2 separate regions of the Homo sapiens genome follow, and region 1 is linked to region 2. The links are chromatin contacts, found by Hi-C or POLR2A ChIA-PET in ENCODE. All regions are on one chromosome and are shown on one strand. Each heading gives the region's core, a stretch centred on a gene start or an enhancer-like site at or near the end of the contact. The rest is flanking DNA. Distances are from core to core; before and after follow the strand shown. Region 1 overlaps KCNIP2 (potassium voltage-gated channel interacting protein 2). Region 2 overlaps FBXW4 (F-box and WD repeat domain containing 4).

What was found. Hi-C counts contacts between places; a loop is a spot of excess contacts on that map. ChIA-PET counts read pairs that join two places held with the same protein, here RNA polymerase II (POLR2A). Pooled maps may share reads with other maps.
Region 1: a loop to region 2 is called in a pooled map, with 2.0 times the contacts of the local background. The contact joins two enhancer-like sites. A Hi-C loop is called at or near these places in 2 of 168 maps with a recorded cell type or tissue (CD4-positive, alpha-beta memory T cell and mammary epithelial cell) and 9 of 50 pooled maps. POLR2A ChIA-PET finds 5 or more read pairs at or near these places in 2 of 52 experiments (BJ and GM12878).

What each region holds. Positions count from the first base shown.
Region 1 is chr10:101,826,778-101,832,549 of GRCh38, forward strand. It overlaps KCNIP2 (potassium voltage-gated channel interacting protein 2), which reads right to left. Exons shown (of 10, transcript NM_173191.3): 2 at 4,295-4,390; 3 at 3,067-3,120; 4 at 2,298-2,422; 5 at 1,850-1,919; 6 at 1,612-1,682; 7 at 1,374-1,481; 8 at 1,112-1,216; 9 at 912-974; 10 at 1-623. The coding sequence ends at 576. It overlaps KCNIP2-AS1 (KCNIP2 antisense RNA 1), which reads left to right. Exons shown (of 3, transcript NR_045118.1): 2 at 1,083-1,162; 3 at 1,404-2,112. Among named protein-coding and RNA genes, the nearest start is that of KCNIP2-AS1, 11 kb to the left of the region's middle. RefSeq lists enhancers at 809-2,008, 4,063-4,579 and silencers at 2,788-2,837, 2,958-3,057, 3,848-3,927. Within about 2 kb of position 3,839, at least 35 of the 41 ENCODE cell types and tissues checked have a DNase peak (open chromatin) inside an H3K27ac peak, as active enhancers do; they include GM12878, where a contact is called at or near this core.
Region 2 is chr10:101,615,599-101,621,213 of GRCh38, forward strand. All of the region lies in intron 6 of FBXW4 (F-box and WD repeat domain containing 4), which reads right to left. Among named protein-coding and RNA genes, the nearest start is that of MIR3158-2, 17 kb to the left of the region's middle. RefSeq lists enhancers at 2,884-3,796, 3,842-4,343. Within about 2 kb of position 1,418, at least 4 of the 41 ENCODE cell types and tissues checked have a DNase peak (open chromatin) inside an H3K27ac peak, as active enhancers do; they include GM12878, where a contact is called at or near this core.

The DNA of each region.
Region 1 (5,772 bases), core at 2,589-5,088, 210 kb after region 2:
ACCTGGTATGCCTGAGCAATCATAATCTGTCCAGGCCCTTCTATTCTCAACCCCAGCCACCTCCTAGGACCTATCCATTGACTCAGGCCCAAGATTTCTCCCTATACATTCTTGTCCCCCTCCCACAGGGCTCTCAATGGCTGGTCTGAGAAGCCAGCCAGTGCCAAGAATGGAGCATTCTCTCTGAGAGGGGAGTCTTAGGGGAAATGTTTATGAGGTCAGGGATGGGGGAAGCACCATAGCAGGAGACATCTGTCTAGTGTGTTTCTAGAGTAGGGGTAGGAGGTGGGGAACCGCTCAATTCCTACAGGAGGGGCACTCTCAACACTGGGTGTCAGGCAGGAAGGGGGTGAGAGCTGGTGGGAGTTGGGAACACCCCCCGAGATGCACTCTGCCCACTCTCTGGCCCCTTCAGCTCCAGAGATCTGGACTACTGAATCCCCAAGCTCTTGGATCCCTCCAGCCCCCAGGGAGGCGTAGGATGAGGATAGACCTGGGAAGAGAAGGGTGAGGTCCGCCTGGACTAGGGTTAGAGCATGGTCCCCCCAGGAAACACTGACCCCCTCTCCTGGGGGCTAGATGACATTGTCAAAGAGCTGCATGGACCTCATGATGTTCTCATCCTGTGGCCATGATGTGAGCGAGGCAGATTGAAGAGAGAGAAAGAGAAGGAGCTTATCAGAGACAGTGAGAGGGACACTGAGTCACAGACGGGGACATTCAAAAGCACAGAGGAAGGAGATGCCCAGAGAGACCTGAGGTAGGGAAGGGGTAAGCCTCCCACAAAGGAATAGGATTGAAATATGGGGGTGAGGTGGGAAGGTGGTATTCTTCCCAAAGAAGCTTTTCCCTGCATTACTAAATCAGGCCTGAGTCCAGGTCAGGGTAATGTAGAGGGCAGGGAGCTGTACCTTTTGACAAGACTCAATGAATTCCTCAATGGTCACCACACCATCCTTGTTTCTGTCCATCTTCTGCAAGAAGGTGGTCAGGCAGGGAGAACAGGAGGGATGGCAAGAGAGAGGCAGACAGAAGTCAGGTGAGTTCCCTGCTGGTTCTTGGCCTTCTTCCCTTCACTCCAGGGCCCTCCAGCCTACCCACTCCCAAGTACCTGGAAGAAGCTCTCCACGTGTTCCCTTGGGGCCTCCTCCCGGAGTGCAGGGTACGTGTACTTGCCCATCATGTCATAGATGGACTTCATGATGTCAAGCATTTCCTGTTAGGCCAAGAGAGAAGAGGATCCTTCCTCAGAGCCTCCAGCCTCCCTTGATCCCTTGCTTGTGGGCATATGTGGGTCATATTTCCCTCCCATCACCCTCTGCACGCCACCCCCATCACCGCCACAGACCCCCAGCCCTTCAGTTGCCCTGCACCTCCTTGGTGATGCAGCCGTCCTTGTTAAGGTCATACAGGTTGAAGGCCCAATTAAGCCTGTCATCTACAGTTCCCCGAAGAATCACGGACAAACCAGCCACAAAGTCCTGGGAAGGAGGCAGGAGGGAGCTGTGTCCTCGGGTACTCTTCACCCAACTCCTTCTCTGGGTTTGGCCTGGAGATCCTGGCCCTGAACTCCAGGAAACAGGCTTCCCTGGCCCACCTCGCCCAGCTCACCTCAAAACTGACCGAGCCATCATGGTTGGTGTCAAAGGCATTGAAGAGAAAAGTGGCATAGGTGCTGGAGTCTGCAGGGTGAGTGTGGAGAAGTTGGCTTCCACACAGGAGAGGACTTCCTCCCTCTAAGGAGCTCCCCATACCCCCCATCACCTTGGCATTCCCAGCTCCTCCAGAATCCCTCCCTCCCTCAGCCTAGAGAAGGACAACTGCTTCCCCTTGGGCCTTGTCCCCTCACCTCCTTGAGGAAAGAACTGGGAGTAAATCTGCTTGAAGTTCTCCTCATTGACAATTCCGCTGGGACATTCCTGGAAGGAGAGGGCACCAGGCTGAGGGCAGAGACAAAATCCCCTTCCGTTCACCGCCCCCACCCTCCATGGCCCAAGACTCCCAGGGAGGGGGATAATCTTCAAGCCTCCAGAGGACTCACCACGTGGCTCATGTGATGGGAGGGAAGACTTCTTTCCCAGTGCACAAATAAAAAACATGGAACGAAACTGACAGTCTACAGGCGCCACTTCCGTTCTGGCCCCGCCCCAGAACCTCCAGCTAGAAGTTCAGTCTCAGGGCCTTGCCTCCCTTCCGCCCACACCTCAAGCATCCAAGCCATGCTTTCTGGGAAGCTGTGGACCGGCTTGGGTCCTCCTGTCCCACCCTCGCTGAGTTTGGCCTCGCCTTGCACTCACGTTCTTGAAGCCCCGGTACAGGACCTGCAACTCCTTGCGCGTGAATTTGGTTTGCTCCTGCAGCTGCTCCAGACCCTCAGGCCGGTGACACACGGTGGACAATTCAAATTCATCGTCCACGCTGTCTGCGGGAGCGGTGAGGACAGCCGCGCCTCAGGCCCAGCCTCCGCGACCCCTCTTCAAATCACTGCCCCATTCACCCCCTCCCCGCCCCCCGGTCCCATCCGATGCCGGAGACCAGGCTGCCAGTTCCCTGGGCCCCGAGCCAAGGACACTGAGGTAAGGAGAAAAGATGATGGCCATCTTCGAGGTCTATCAGCGGGCCAAGGCCTGGCCTGGCCCCAGAGCCAGGGATCCGACTCAGTGCTCGCCCCGCGGCCCTCGATCCCTCGTTGGAGGGGAAGGCCCCCAGCCGCATCTTCGTTTTAGAAAGGGAGGAGTGGGAAAAGCCAGTTCAAGAGGGGGCGTCTGAGGGTCAGAGCTCCGGGCCTTCGGGGACCAACTCAGATCCGCCCAGCCCCAGCCTTGCCCCGCCCAAACCCTCCCCTCGTCCCACCCAGCCCCTCCCCTCGCCCCGCCCAGCCCCATCTATCCCAGCCATGCCTGAGCCATGCCCCGCCCAGCTCAGCCAACCTCCATCCAGACCCCACCCCCGGCCCCATCTCAATCCTGCCCCGCCCCCAACGTCCAGCCCCCAGGCAAGTGCCCCCCACCCCAAGATGGCAAAGCCGCCCTGCCCCGCCCCGCCCCCACCAGGAGCGTAAGTCACCTGGGTCCAGCAGGCGGGGTCTGTGGGGGCGGAGGGAGGCTGGGGCGGCTAATGCTGAAGGGAGCGAACTGTCACCGAGAAAGCGGAAGACCCGGCCAACTGCAGACACACACCTGGCCCCTCACACTCAGAGCAAACCTCACAACCCAGCCCGTGCAAAGGCACACCCAACCAGCACAGACACACACGAAACGGACCCCATGCACACAAGCTTGCGGGACTCACGCCTGTCCTTTTCCGAATCCACCCCCGTGTGGGACCCATCTAAGTCCAACACAACAGCATGCTCAAATAACTACAAAGCGGGCCTTTATGGTTTGCAAAATGCAGTATGATCCTATGAGGTGGGCAAGGCCCAACTGAGGAAATGGAGACCTAGAGACAAAGCGAGGTCACTCAACTGGAGATCACTCAGCAGGGGACCAGGCTGGCACAGAAAACCCAAATACCCTGGCGTCTGGAGGAGGGCAGGCGCCATCCTCTACACCTGTCACCATCCTGTCGGGGCATAGGCAACACACATCAGGGGTCCAAAACACGGTGGGGAAGGGGGCGGCCGCACGGAGTTGAAGACACTAACCCAGCTAAGCCACATACAGACCCTCACGGCCGCCTGGTCTACACAGGCCGCCACAGCTACACAGGCTCAGGCCTCAGCCTGGTCACAATGGTCACACCCACACTCTCGGGTCCCACAGTTTTGCGGGAGCGGTGACACACACCCGCTCCCAACTGACCACGCCCACACACGCTGGCTTCAGCCGCACACGCACACAGTAGCCACGCCCCCTTATGCTCCAGCCTTGCCAGCACCCGCCCTCGCCACGCTGGTCACGCCCACACACACACACACACACACACACACACGCACGCAGGCCTGGGGCACGCCCCTCCCCCACACGCAGGCGTGCGGCACGCCTCCCCATACACACACACACGCGCGCGGGCCTGGGGCACGCCCTCCACACACATGCAGGGGTAGGGCACGCCCCCCCACACACACACGCCGGCCTGGGGCACGCTCGCGCGCACATGCACACACATACACACGCACAGGCCTGGGGCAGGCCCCACCCCCACACACGCAGGCCTGGGGCACGCCCCCCCACACATGCAGGCCTGGAGCATGCGCACACTCGCAGGCCTGGGGCACACGCGCACACACTCATGCACAGACACGCACGCACACATCGAGCCCCGCCCCCGGAAGCACATGAGAGGCACTTGCTTTCACTGACTGAGGGCAGGGCTTGGGGCCCGCAGCACGGCAGCAGCTTGAGGAATCGCTGCTTCAGCGCTTTTTTAGTGGGCCCTGGAGGGTGGCCTGGGAAGAGAGAAGACCCCAGGAAGGCACATTAACTCCCATTGTCCCTCTGTTCCCTGTCCCCTCCCCGCCAGTCACAAATCAACCCCATCTGGGGACCGGGCTGGGGGAGGAATTAAGGGGAGGAAAGGAATGGCAAGGGTGGTTGGAATCGGGTTAGGGGAGCCCAGTGAGTCCATAGAGGTGAGGCTCAGGCACTTGGTTTAATGGGACGTGGCCGGTGACAGCGAGGCGGCAAGGATGAGGTGGCAGTGGCCTCAGTGTCTTTGCTGACCTAGTACCCTTGGCTCAAGTGCCATGGCTGGACCTCTCAGGATGATGTCCAACCCAAGGATTGCCTGGGTAAGAACACCTCTCTCATACACACACCTACAGTGACAGGCGTGTATAGTGACATGTAGAACAATACATCACAGTGATGGGTGCCAGTGACAGCTTGATATCCAGTAACTCACACCTGATGGCGTAATATGCATGCTCACACACACACACACAATGACCTGCTAACTCCTTAACACAAACATATACAAATGTGACCTAAGTAAAACAGGATGCATACACATGGAGACCCATATAGGCCATCTCACACACAGCATGATCAAACCACACAAGAACACACAATGCCTCTGGGACATCATGACATGTGAGTCTACAAAGAACACTATGACATTGTGACCTTATAACATTATGAGACATATCAAGGTTGTCATGACACATATCCATATCATACTGTGACCTGGGTCCCCATGGCACCCAGATATCTAAGGCTGTACCTCAATACCTCACCCACAGAGGCTTCATTTTTCCTGGGTACACCCACTTTTCTTTCCTGTAACCCCTCCTCATTCCAAGGTGCCCAGAATCTTTCTGCCAAAGGGCAGGGTTCCTCATCAGCTAACTCATCTACCCTAAACTGTGGCCCCTTCACAGTCTCTTCCAGTATGGCTTGCTCTTTGAGGGTGAAATAATAGTAAACTTTGTGGCAATAAGAGATCTTGGAGGCGAGTATTCTGGTGTATTGTGGGGCTATCCATGGCCCACTGATCATGGCTCCCCTTCCCCTCTTCTCCCTTATTTCTGCACATGCTCTACAGCTCTAATTGCACCCCCAGAGGACCCTCAGTGTTACTGTGTGTGTGTGTGTGTGTGTGTGTGTGTGTGTGTGTGTGTGTGTCTGTGTCTCCCAGCTGCACTGCATCCAGATTCCTGGATCAGATCCCACTGGATCTGACACAGTGACTAAAGTTGGCCTCAGTCCATTCCTGGAGGGGTCCAACTTCCTTTAGTTAAAGGTTACTCCCCCTCCATATACCCCACCCTCCCAATCCAGGCTTCACCCTCCAGATCAGGCCCTGTTCTCAGGAGGTGACTGGGTGAGTAAC
Region 2 (5,615 bases), core at 168-2,667:
AGAGGTCAGGGCCCCCTGGCCCAAACCATCCTGCTGCCCAGGTGACTCTACTGCAGCTGGAGGGAGAGAACTTCCTGCCAGTCAGAGAGGAGGGACATTTACATGAAATGCTGACACCCATCACCATCTTTGTGGGGGCAGCTAACTGATGGTAGGGGCTGGCCCTAAAAACCTGGATAGCCCGCCAGGGACAGGCCCTGAGTGCTAAGCTGGACTGGGCACAGGGGGCAGTCCCTGGCACCCTACCCCTGCCCACCAAGTCTGCAGAGCTAGGAAGCCTGGTGCCCTGCTGCACTTCTCCCAGCCTCCCCAACAGCCGCCTGTACTAGAGCACTCCTGAGTCACCACCTCCTCCACCTCCCAACCCACAGCTCAGCATGTCCGTGGCTCCCACACCATTTTTCAGTCATTTTTAACATACTGAATTCCTGATGCTGTTCTCTGGAGACCCTATGCTCCAGAGACCTATGCTCTGGAGACCCAGATGCTCATTCCTGCATCTGTTTGAGTCTGTGCCTACCTGTGCACCTGTCTGCCATGTGCTACCTTGAAATGCAACAATGGCTTTTGGAGAGAGAGAGAGGAGGGAAGGGTGACAAAAGAGTTGACCACCTTCCATCTCTGCTGCCTAGGGGACAGATGGCTTGAAGGTATAAGCTGGGCCCAACATGGCTGCAAAGAGAATGGGAGGTTTTTCCTCCCTTCTATCTCCTTCCTTCAGTCGAGCATCTTCTGTATACAAAGCATTGTGCTTAATGGAAACTACAGGGAGATGTAAGCTGTGACTTGATCAAGAAGACTTTGTCCCTGCCTTCAAGGAGTATTCAATCCAGGGAGAGAAAGAAGTCTGCAACATATATCCAACTAACAAATCAAAATGTGAGTTGGTAGGTACCACAGAGAACAACGGAAAGTTCTACAAGGGGGCAGCTAAGAAAAGCAAGCATTTCTGGCTGGGGGTGTTGACTGATTCTTCACTGACAGACAGGGCTGTCATAGGCAATGACAAGATAGGGAGATGGCCCAGGTGGCAGGAGCAGCAACAACAAAGGTGCAGCACTAGGGCAACCAGGCTGTTTTGGCGGCAGCTGGCAATCTGGTTTGGTTGGAGGCTTGGGAGTGTGCTGGCAGGGTCTGGCCTCCAGGCCACAGTGGGCCTTAGGGTGCACATCCCTCACCTGGCACAAACTCCGTGAGTGGCAGACAGCCATGAGGCTTTTGAACAAACAGTGATTGTCCTAGTCCAGGCCCCGATTGTAGATAAGGAAACCAAGAGTCACAGACAAAAAGTGACAATGTCGTATAGCAAGGAAAGGCAGAGCCTGAATCCATGATAAAGGCAGAGCTCCTGGAAATCCCGTCTGGTAGCAGCTTTCAGGATGACGGGAACAGAGGGAAGTAAGCTGAAGGGCCTGTTGTTCTCTTTGTGTCTGCTGGAGCCAGATGAGACGGCTGCTTAGGTTACCTGGTGGCAGAGTAGCCACCGCAGCAACAGCTCACATATCCTGAGTCCATACTGTGTACCAGGCAACGTGCTGAGTGTTTTACTCGTATCAGCCCATTTAATCCTCACAACAGGCTTTGGAGGTAAGTTTCTTAACCCCATTTTACAGATGAGAAAATGAAGGCGCAGGGGTCACGCACCTAGTAAATCTTAGATCTATATGCTTCAGGGTGGTGGCACTCCCCACCTTCACAGACAATGCAGCCACTCCATCACTGGCCCCTCAACATCCTCAGGACTTGCCCCAAGAGTTACCCAGGGTCACCTCCAGCCCTTTCCAGCTCTTTGCAGGCTTTTCCACCTCACAGATGCCCAGAGGCTTGCCCTCTGGTGGAGGTAGTGAGAGAATCAAGGGGACAGATAGGTTCTAAACATTAACAATGGAGGAGCTATGGAAGCTTCACTTGCCTCAGCCCCATCAGGTGAGAAGGAAGGGCCTTCTCAAGCATACAGCCTCTCACATGCATGTGTCTGTGTGCACACACCCCCAGCACCCACCCACGCACATGTGTTCAGACACAATGGCTCAAAGGCCAGGCAGCCCACTTTGTACTGCTAACAAGGGGGCCATAATTACAGGAAGGGGCAGCCGCGTAGATAAAAGGATACAAAATTTCAACATCTGTTGCCATAAAGGGATAAGGAGAAGTGAAACGCAAAGTATCAGTTTGGTGTCAGCAGGCAGAGAGCCAATTTCAAAGAGTTCAGGGGGACAGAGGAGACAAGAAAGAAAAAGTTAAGGGGGGAGAAAGAAAGAAAGAAATTACAGGGTTCCTTAAAGAGGTAAAGAAAAAAGAGAATGAAAAAAAGCTATCAGTAATGCTTTCAAAGGAGAAGGGAGGTACTTTAAAGAGGGGCAGTTCCCGTAATCACCCTGACTGTGGGCCAGGCCCCTGCACAAGGTGGGGGCAGAGGGCCAGGGCAGACAAAGCCACACCTGGGCAGGATGGGCACTAACAGTGCTCTCAGAGTGGCCCAGCCTGTGTGCAGGACACGGCTTCCTTCTCCAGACAGAAGGGGCTCCAGCCAAATGTCCCTTACCATTTATTCCAAATGTCATTAGATGCCCTGATACTCACTCATATCCTGTGCTCAGTTCAGGATACCAAGGTCAGTTCCCAGCTCAGAGGGAGAGTTCTACCAGGCCACAGCCATGGCTGACCAGGTGGCCCTTATCAGTGTTCCAACACTGTGTTCAGTGGAAAGGGCCACCAACTCCAGCCACAGGGGTCAGGATCAAGGAGAGCTTCGTGGTGGAGGTGCTGTTTATATTGAAGAGCGAGCAGGGTTTCATTAGGCACAGAGGGGGTATTCTGGGCATGGGGTTGGCTTGAGCACAGGCTCAGAGGAGAAAAATCTAGGGCATCTGTTAGGATGGGTGAGAAGCCTATTCTGCCCCTGCCTTTGTTGAGAAAAGGGGAACTTGGGAGCTTTGAGGTGGAAGTGGAGGTGTAACATGGGACCAGGGATGACCCTGGCCCAAAGGGGAAGGGGAATCAATGGGATGTGTGCAGGGCTTGCCACACACACAGGGCAGCACAGGACCTGGCCAAGGACTCAATACCCTAGGAGCAGCCAGGTCACCAACCACCTCCCCACCCCTTTCCCCACCCCACAATCCCAGTGGGGCTTAGGGCTGTGACTGTGGCTGGACCTACTATGACACCTTCAGGTCTGGGATTAAAGGGCTCTCCATCCTGAAGCCCACCTGCCCACAGGCTATCAGGGGCCCAGCTGTGCCCTGTGCTCAGGGCACCAGTGCTAGGTCCATCTCAAATGCCCCTTGGCAGAAAAAAAAAACCCACAGCAAGAGGAAGCCCATGGAGGAAGGGGGTATTTGTGATGTCAGGCCAGTCAGACCCACTTGGGCCTTCCAGCTGCCAGGAGCTGGGCCCCAGACAGTCAACACAAGGCACCTTCCCTGGGGCCTAGCCAAGGAAGGGTCCTGCTCAAACATAGAGAACACAAGATGAGCCTTGATTCCTCCAAACTCCAGGCTCGGGCAGGATGGCTTTGGCATAGTTCCTCAGGGCCTGATGGGATCACAGGGCCTAGCTAGGGATACTTCAGTGGTTGGTCAATCAAGATGAAGATACCGGAATTCCTGGCACTTGGGAGTTAGGGAATGGGCTTGAAGACCACCTACCATCAGAAGCAGAAATATTCTGGCACTTTGAGGTTGGGTGAAGGACTCTTTCTCGTTTAGATAGTAATCCTCTGTCCTTGGGCCTAACCCCATGGTACCCAGTTCCAGAAGACAGAAAGGCAGAAAAAGTCCAGGCGCAGTGGCTCACACCTGTAATCCCAGCACTTTGGGAGGCCGAGGCAGGTGGATCACGAGGTCAGGAGATCGAGACCATCCTGGCTAAGACGGTGTAAACCCTGTCTCTACTAAAAATACAAAAAATTAGCCAGGCGCGGTGGCAGGCACCTGTAGTCCCAGCTACTCGGGAGGCTGAGGCAGGAGGATGGCGTGAACCCGGGAGGCGGAGTTTGCAGTGAGCCGAGATAGCACCACTGTACTCCACCCTGGGTAATAGAGCAAGACTCTGTCTCAAAAAAAAAAAAAAAGAAGAGGAAGGGGGAAGGGGACAGCCAAGCTCCTTGCCATTTAGGCAACGGCTGTGTGCCTGTGGCTGCCTTCTGACCTGTGTGCTCCAGCTAGCAACTGCCCCTCCATCCCTGTTCCAGCCCAGCCTGCAAGGAGAACAGTCTCTAGTGGTCTTGATGGAATGAGGGGCTGAGGGAACAATGGTGACCCTGAAAGGGGTCCAGGTTCTGTGAGAAGCAGCATTGGCTGTCTGAGGGTGAGTAGCTGAGAGACACACATAGACGTGGGTGATGGCTCCCCTGATGGGAGCGCTGGTGCCCAGTGGGTGGCTACAGCTTTGAATGTGTCCCAGCCCCCACCATCATCCAGGGTATAGCAATGCTTAGGGCAAACTGCCCCTCCAGTACTCCCCGCTCTCTGCCCAAGCCCCAGCACATACATAAAAGAGAAAATCCAGGCGCTCCTCAAGTTGCAGCAGTGACAGGTTAAAAGCAAAGAATCCATCCAGCACCGCTCACCGCCCAACCCCAAGTCCTGCCGGCAATGCTGCTCCACCTCTCGGATTGGCCTGTCAGTCAGGCTTTGGTGTTACTGAAAGATCAAACTTTGTCCTGCCTGTTCATTACCTTAATCCTATTTTCTACATGGCTTTATTATCTACTTGGGCTTCTCTGGGAAAGACAGCTCTAGAGAGTCATCCTGTCCATCCATTTCCTCCCACCAAAAGCAAATGCCTCCACCAGGGCATCTTTCCTCAATCGCTGTACCACTTGGTCCTCCAAGCTTCTCTGGGGACAGGACAGATGTTTAAACAAAGCCTGGTTCCTCCCAGTGGATGAACCTGGGGCTGGAGAGAAGGCACTGCCAAGTGGTGCCCAGGGCAACCCTGCCACAAGCAGCAGAGCCCACAGGCTGGCCAGAGCGGGCAGGGCTGTTTCTTCTCAGGCTCCAGGAAGAACTGAGGCCATAGTTGTTTGTTTTGTTCTGTTTTTAATTTTTTTTTGATAAGAAACAAGGTCTCACCATATTGCCCAGGCTACTCTCAAACTCCTGAGCTCAAGCGATCCTACTGCCTCAGTCTCTCAAAGTGCTCGGATTCCAGGCATGAGCCACCATGCCTGGCTAATCACTGTCTCATACCTATTCTCATTAGAGTCCATTCTGGTTTCAATAAAGACCCAGTGTTTGGGGTTAATGAGATCTAGGGGTTTCATAAGAGAATAACAGTCAAATAAATGGTGCCTTAGAACTCCATCCTGACCATAAATCTGTACCGAAGAGTACCCTTCACCAAGGCAACCATAGGCAGAAGAGGCCATTCAAAGATTACCCAACATTTGAGATGATGCTGGGTCACAGTGGTGTACCCAGCCCGCCACCCGGCTTGTGTGTCATCCTGGGCCCAGGCAGGTGATGATGCCAAACACAAGGCCCAGCTATGTAACCAAGTAAAAACTTTCATCAGAATGCCCATCTTTGTGACCCACAGCCCATTGTCAAGAGCCTTCCCTGTGCCAGGAGTTCAGCAGGTTCACCTCCGCCTCCACTAGTCACTAAGAC